Linked DNA regions of Homo sapiens: all the other regions are linked to region 2. The links are chromatin loops, found by intact Hi-C in ENCODE. Cell type or tissue: A673. All regions are shown on one strand.

Region 1 (2,500 bases), 760 kb before region 2:
TGAAGAAGAAAAAAAGGTAGGAGGGTTTGTTTAATGAACAATCAAGATTACTACTAAGTTGAAGTGATTATGAGTGTGATATTACTTCAAGGATAGAAAATTGCTAAATGCAACTGAGTAGAGTATTACACACTATAAACTAAGTAAGTGAACACTTAATTCATGATAAATTCGGCACTGTAGAATAGTGGGGAAGTAAAAGCCTTTCAATAAATAATTCTGGGAAAAATGAATACTCATCTGGAAAAAAAAGAAAATTCATCCTTTCTCTACATTGATACACAAGTAATTTCAAGGTCAATTTGGGATATAAATAGGAAAGGCAAAACACTAAAGCTCTTAGGAGATAACAAAATAAAAATTCACAAGATGATGGATGTTGTCTTAAAAACAAGGATTGGCTGCGTGCGGTGGCTCACGCCTATAATCCCAGCACTTTGTGAGGCTGAGGTGGGTGGATGATTTGAAGTCAGGAGTTCAAGACCAGCTTGGCCAACGTGGTGAAACCTCATCTCTACTACGAATACAAAAAGTAGCCAGGCATGGTGACACATGCCCGTAATCCCAACTACTCGGGAGGCTGAGGCAAGAGAAGCACTTGAACCTGGGAAGTAGAGGTTGCAGTGAGCCAAGATCACGACACTGTACTCCAGCCTGGGCAACAGAGCAATACTCCATGAAAAAAAAAGAAGAAGAAGAAGTATAGAAGTATTAAGCATTAAAAATATTTACAAATATTTTACAAATACATGACTACATTAAAATTAAAATAATTATTTCTTTTGAGCCACCATTTTAAGAATGAAAGATGCCACAAATTAGATTAAGAATATGTTTATAGTGCATATCATCAATAGAGCATGTATAGTTTTTTCTTATTGATTTCTAGGTAATTTTGTCACCTAGGAATCAAATAGATAAAAAAGATTTCACTACAGAACAACAGGCAAGAGACTTGAACAGGCACTTCAAAATAAGGATATTAAATGGACAGTAAAGATATGAAAAGGTGTTCAACCTTATTAGTTATCAAGGAAATGCAAATTAAAACCAATATTCAATACCATTGTGTACACCTGAGAATGGCAAAAATTAAAAAGACTGACAGGTCTTTAATAAGACCATAGGTGAAGATACAAAAGAATTCTTATACACAGCCAGTGAAATTATAAATTGTCATAACATCTTTACAAAGTAGTTCAGCTTTCTAGTAAAAAAAATAAAAATGAAAATAATTAGTAACAACAACAACAACAAAACCCTAACGTCCATCAAGGGAAGAATGAATAACATATATTATGAATTTCATTTAGAGATAAAAATAAATGAATTACAGTTACATATAAAAATATGGATGGGCTGGGTGTGCTGGCTCAGGCCTGTATTCCTTTTAAACTTTGCTTATCAGATAATTTTCCAAACTTTGTGTGAAATATTTCCTCAGAGCAGTGGGCCCAGAGGCTTGCCAAAAATAAGCAGTCTGACAAATAAATCCTAGAGAAGTTAGGGCAGACTCAGCAAAGCATGAAGAAGTGTCAGACTGTGGGACTGATTGGTGAAATTGGTTTCCGAAGTTCCCAATTTCTCACAGAAGGCACAATGGGGTAGGTGGACATCATACTTCACTTGCTTTATAAGAGTTTCATTGGGTCATTGGAAACTCCGAGGAAGGAGGGGATAGTAGGGGGCACTCGAACTTCTTGCATTACTAACGATGTCACCATGAAACATCAGCCTAATAACCTTGTAGGGCTGCTAAAACTACCTTTTGAAAGCTGTATCTTCTGCATTTTACATCTCAATTTGAGGTACAATGGCCATAGGAAATGACTTATATTAATGACCAGGCATCAAAAATTGTGGAGTTATGTTGAACCTACAATGTAATGAGCAGTTCCAGGACATGACATTGTTTATGAGCAGTATCTTGAAGAAGTGGTCACAATAGGCCTTGTGGAGCCTACTTCATCAAAGAACCCAATAAAAAAAGAAATTAATATTTCAGTAAACTATCGTTTCATGTAAATACACTGGACTAGGCAATACAATAAGTGTGTATACATTAACAATATTTTCTACTGAATTATTCTATTTAAATAGCCTTGAGTGAAAATCTACTGAAAATATTTCATTTTTCACATATGTATTTTGCTATCTTATAAATATAGTCAATGACAGCTGACTTGATCTATTTCAGGCCACCCCATCCTAGAGGTAAAAATTGGATCACTATTATTATTTAGAAAAAAATCTTCAAAATATACCAAACTTCATATTTGATTCGATTTTCCATTTGATATTAAAAAATTGAAGTCTTTCTTCACTTTCTATCACTGAGCTATGGAAAGGAGAAAAGCCTTTTTTTCCCACTCCCAAGTTTGCATAAATTTTCCTGCTGTCTTATCAAATCACAGATATTTCTTTCCTTTACATATTTATGGCAACTTTTCTGACCCATGGGCCAGAGTATCAAGCTGTGTGATTCTACCTCTTTCTCGTT
Region 2 (2,500 bases):
TGCTGTATTTTCATTTTCATCTTAAATAAATAAAATATTATTGACTCATATCCCTTGACTGATAAAAACATGTACAAAATACAAACAGAAAATATGAAGTGCTTGCTACTGAGCGCTCTAAGGTTTTCTGTGGCAGAAATTTGAATTAAAGCTACCATACTTCTTGCAATTGTGCTCCATTTCCTTGAGGATTACTACTTTGTTAGATTGTAGGCCATAATTTATTACATTAATTAATTGTTTGTATTCTCTGACACCCCTCCTGCCATGCTCCCCACTCCCGTAGATCTAGTTAGTCTCGCAGCAGTTTTATAGACGATGTTGCTCTCTAGTGGCTTAAAAATTTCAAGTTGGCAAGTTGTCTATGTAAGATATGTATCTCCAAGTATATTTAAAAACTGCTAGTAAATCTTTCAGTGTTTAACCAAATTTAGATATTTAAAACATTGTTTTAACTCATTAGTGAGTAAAAATTTAAATTATGGTCATTATTTGAGACAGATGCAAGTAAGTTAATGGTATATCACAGATCGATTGAATTATAAAACTGGAAAAAGTACTGAACATTTTTTATTCTATAAGAAGAAAACCTGAGGCACAGAATCTTAAATAATTTGCTCACAGATACAAAATGAAATAAGTTCTACATCATCAACTGAACAGAAGATAGACAAAATGTGATGATTAGAAAATATCTCTCAGATTTTCTTTTTCATGCTTTTCACCATTAATCCTCTCTTTAATGTTTCTAATCTGTATATCTGTTGTGAATGAAAAATAGAATGAAAAAAGTGAGAAGAGTATAAAACTTATCACTAAATTTTACATTTCAGCGTTCATGTTTTAAACATAAAATGTTTTGTTTCATTATTCTAATATATTGATAAAAAAAGCAAAACAAAAGTGATACATAGAGATACAAAACCTTACACGGTAATAAGAATGCAATTTGGATTATAATCATGTTATTGGAGTAACAGTCCCCATAAATATTATACAATTGCCATTTAGGATTTTAACCTAACCCAAAATGTTAAGTTAAAGATGTGGTCATTAAGCTGGATGTCTGGTTACTTTCTTTCATTTGTTACCCTGTCATGCCCCCTTGTGACTGATAAAAGAGGTTTAATTTTTGCCTGATAATTATCTCTAGTCGTGGCCATTAAAGCAATGATTTTTATGTACTAGCATATATTCCTTACTGAATCCTCTGCTAAAACACTTGCTATGCTGCTTTATAAAAAATGTTCTCACCCCCAACAAAACCCTCAATTACAAGAGTTGGCAAGAAAGACCTATATATTTCCCAGAGACGGAATCATATGGGAAGTCTGACAAGCTAAGCTTTTCCTCTGCTTTCACTACTGGAGGCTATTTATTGCAAACATTACAAATACTTTTAAAAGTGGGCCTAGCAAAATTCCTTGAATACAACTATGTCATAATTATTTGTTGAATATTGGCTGAATCAGTTCTTAAACCACCTCTGATATTTGAACTTGCCCCAGGAGTTTCAGAAATTGTTATTATTCTCAAAACAGTTGTTTAAAGAATGTTTTTGATACTGCTGAAGATGGGTAGAAATAGACATCAAAGCAATAATAGAGTTTATTACACTACCAGATTTACACTACTAGATTCTATATCTAGAGAACTGAAAGAGAATCTCACTATCGTTAAGAGTCTGGAGTTACTATTTCACTGGGTAACCACCACATAGCATTCAGTTCAGAGAAGCCTGATGAACTTAATAGGAGCTTACAAAATGAGAGTGCAGGAGGTACAAACAAATTAAAAAGCAAGGTGTTTATATTTTCTTTAAAAATGCTTGAAATGTTAATGTTTTAAACCTGAAAAAATTTACTACTCAATAAAAATGTTATCACAAAAAAGTAAAAAAATTAAGATATCACTAACATAACAATAAGGTATGCAAGTTGAACACTTCAGAATATAAAAATGAATCACCAGTAACTTATCAATGGCTAGTCAGTGATGTGCCAATAAATATCAGTTATTCCTTGAAAATCAAAAGCACTTTTGCAACATTTACTTGTTTTAAAATGTTATATTTATATCTGGTTCTTAGAATTTACTGAATTATAATTAAAATATAATTAATAGAAAAAGATAAAAATAGTTTTATGAAATATTTTTTCATATGATTACATAAGCTAGATCTATAGGAAAAGTATACATTTATTGCACTGCTCATGAGTAACTGGTCTTTTTTGGAAACTTTTTACTAACAGTAAGAACTTTAGAAAACAAAACTGATGTACAAAAGAAATACATGTTCTTATATTTATATGAGTAAATATTTACAGTTATATATAAAGTTACATGCAATTATTTTAAATAGTTTTAATTAAAGATATCATAATATCCTGATATTTCTTCTCTGACTCCATATATTAAGTAATTACACTAAAATGATTAGAGGTATCCAAAGAAAAACAAATGATTTAAAGAGTAGCCTTGTAAGTGGGATAGAATAAAA
Region 3 (2,500 bases), 290 kb before region 2:
GAAAATACTCAACATCACTAATCATCAGAGAAATGCAAAGGAAAACCGCAGTGAGATATCATCTCACCTCAGTCAAAATGGCTTTCATCAAAAAGACACACACACAAAAAAAAAAAAAAAAAAAATGTTAATGAGGATGCAGAGAAAGGTAAATGCTAATACACTATTGGTGGAAATGTAAATTAGTACTGCCACTATGGGAAACAGTATGCAGGTTACGTTGAAAGCTAAAACTAGAGCTACCATAAGATCCAGAAATCTCATGTCCAAGCAAATGTCCTAAAGAAAGGAAATTGGTATTTTGAAGAGGTGTTTGCACTCCCACGTTTATCACAGCACTATTCACAATAGACAAGATACATAGAGAAAATGTAGTACGTATATACTATGGGATATTCAGTCATTTAAAAAAAGAATGAAATCTTCTTATTTCCAGCATGGATAGAACTGTAGGACGTTATGTTAAGCGAAATAAGCCAGGCACAAAGAGACATGTATTTCATGTGCTCATTCATATGTGGTAGCTAAAAAACATTGATCTCATGGAGGTAGAGAGTGAATGATGGTTACCAGAGACTGGGAAGGAGAGTGGGGAGGAGTGGGGAATTTGGGAATAGTTAATGGTTAGAAAAATACAATTAGATAGAAAGAATAAGATGTAGTGTTCAGTAGCACAATAGGGCAACTATAGTTAACAAGAATTTATTGTATATTTCAAAATAACTAAAGAAGCGGATGTAGTTGTCTTCAATACAAAGAAATGACAAATGCTAAGATGATGGATATCCCAATTGCTGACCTGATCATTACAGTGTGTGCTTACATCAATATATCACATGTGCTTCATGCCTATGTACAAATATTATGTATTCAGAAATATTAAAACAAAAAATGTAAAAGTAAATAAATATATTTATTTTTTAAAAAAGAATTAAATTTCTTTAGGATACAGGGAAATGTACTATACTACCATTTTTTACAATTTTTAAAAATATACCTGTATATTATTACCCACAAGATGGTGCTATTTTCCCAGCAGCGAGACCAAAAATAGTCGTGTGGTTTATATGTACAGCTATAAAATTCAGTACATATGACTGAGGGAAAATATTTTCCTATTTGAACTGGAAACACAATTTTTTTCTATTACTGTTCTAAATGTCTGTCTTCCTCCGTAAACTTTTTTTAGAATGTAAATCTATTTCCTAATACTTCAGTTTCACAACCAACTAAGGGCTCAATGTCTCCACATAAATGCCTAACAGTTTTCTCAGATTCAACACATCCAAGATTAAGCTTCTGATCTTCTTCATCACTCTCACCCAAATCTATTTCATCAACAGTTTTCATGTCTCATTGGATAAAAACTGCATCTTTCCCACTACTTGGGCCCAAAAGTGCTGGAGTCATCATTCACTTCTCTGTTTTATCAATTTGTTCTTTTTTTGTTGTTGTTCTCACATTTCTCTTGCTATCTCTGTCTGCCTCTCTCTCCATATCCAATATGTCGGAAAGTCATGTTGACTCTATCTTCAAAGTATTCCCAGAATCTAACCACTTCTTCTCACCCCTACTGCTGTTATCTTCTTTTTAGCCACCATTACCTCCCTACTGACCTCTTCATTTCAGCCCCTGTTTTCCTGCAGTGTATTCTTAACCTAGTAAGTAGTGGGTCTTTTTAAATCACCACTCAGATCATGTCCCTGACCTGCTCAAAACATGAAAATGTTCCTGTTTCACTCAGAGTGAATGTCTAAGTTCTGGTTCCCTACTACCCTTCTGGCCTCAACTCCTACCATTCCCCACTTCTCTTATTCACCCCAAACCACACCCCAAGTCTTTTCTGCAGACAAAGCAGATACACAACTCTGCTCTAGTTCTTTACTTTGTTTTACTTGGAATGCTGTTCCCCAGAGTACTACTTGGCTGCTGCCACACCATCTTCAAGTCTTTCCTCAAATGGTGCCTTCTCAATGAGTCCTACCTAGCCTGCCCCACCTACATCTTCATCATCTCCATGCTACCTCTTTCCTAGCACCCTGTACAGATTACTTACTTATAATTGTTAATGCCTGCCTTCCTCACTCCATGAGAGAAGAGGTTCTGTTTGTTTATTTGATTTCAACCAAAGTTCTGAAATAATAAACTAGTAGATGCTCAATAAATACTTATTGAATGAATAAGTTATACTCTAAGCATTAATAGTGTTCAGTCAAAAGAGATGAGAAGTTTTTCCTTATAGAAATATGAAAAAGAAAACTAAAGAAGATATCAATTATATTACATACATGGTATCAATTTTAATTCAAAAGATATTTATTTACAACCCATAATATAAAACATATTTTCAATAAATGGCTACCAATAAGCAAAATAAATATCTCTAAAGTTTGCCAAAGCTCACTTGGCATTACATGCTATAAGTTGATATAACCCCTCCTTCTGGAAAAGATAATAGGAGCTAAATTAGGACGATGCAGTGAGCCAGACTGGGTTTCCT

Evidence for each region. Peaks named below come from ENCODE experiments on the same cell type or tissue, not always from the same donor. Only the 100,000 strongest peaks of a DNase experiment are listed, where the experiment ranks them.
Region 1: a loop joins it to region 2, with 9 times the contacts of the local background. A loop is called at or near these places in 9 of 110 quality-filtered maps.
Region 3: it touches region 2 in a loop (8-fold over the local background); 15 of 110 quality-filtered maps call a loop at or near these places.

Annotation. Positions count from the first base shown.
Region 1 is chr12:85,915,746-85,918,245 of GRCh38, reverse strand. No RefSeq gene overlaps it. Among named protein-coding and RNA genes, the nearest start is that of NTS, 43 kb to the right of the region's middle. In A673, no CTCF peak of the experiment used is centred here; no DNase peak of the experiment used is centred here.
Region 2 is chr12:85,154,591-85,157,090 of GRCh38, reverse strand. All of the region lies in intron 23 of LRRIQ1 (leucine rich repeats and IQ motif containing 1), which reads right to left. Among named protein-coding and RNA genes, the nearest start is that of LRRIQ1, 120 kb to the right of the region's middle. In A673, CTCF peaks have their summits at 344 and 1,102 (motif pointing left); DNase peaks (open chromatin) are centred at 310 and 1,100; H3K27ac peaks cover 376 bases.
Region 3 is chr12:85,447,277-85,449,776 of GRCh38, reverse strand. All of the region lies in intron 4 of LINC02820 (long intergenic non-protein coding RNA 2820), which reads right to left. Among named protein-coding and RNA genes, the nearest start is that of LINC02820, 130 kb to the right of the region's middle. In A673, a CTCF peak has its summit at 1,016 (motif pointing right); a DNase peak (open chromatin) is centred at 1,046.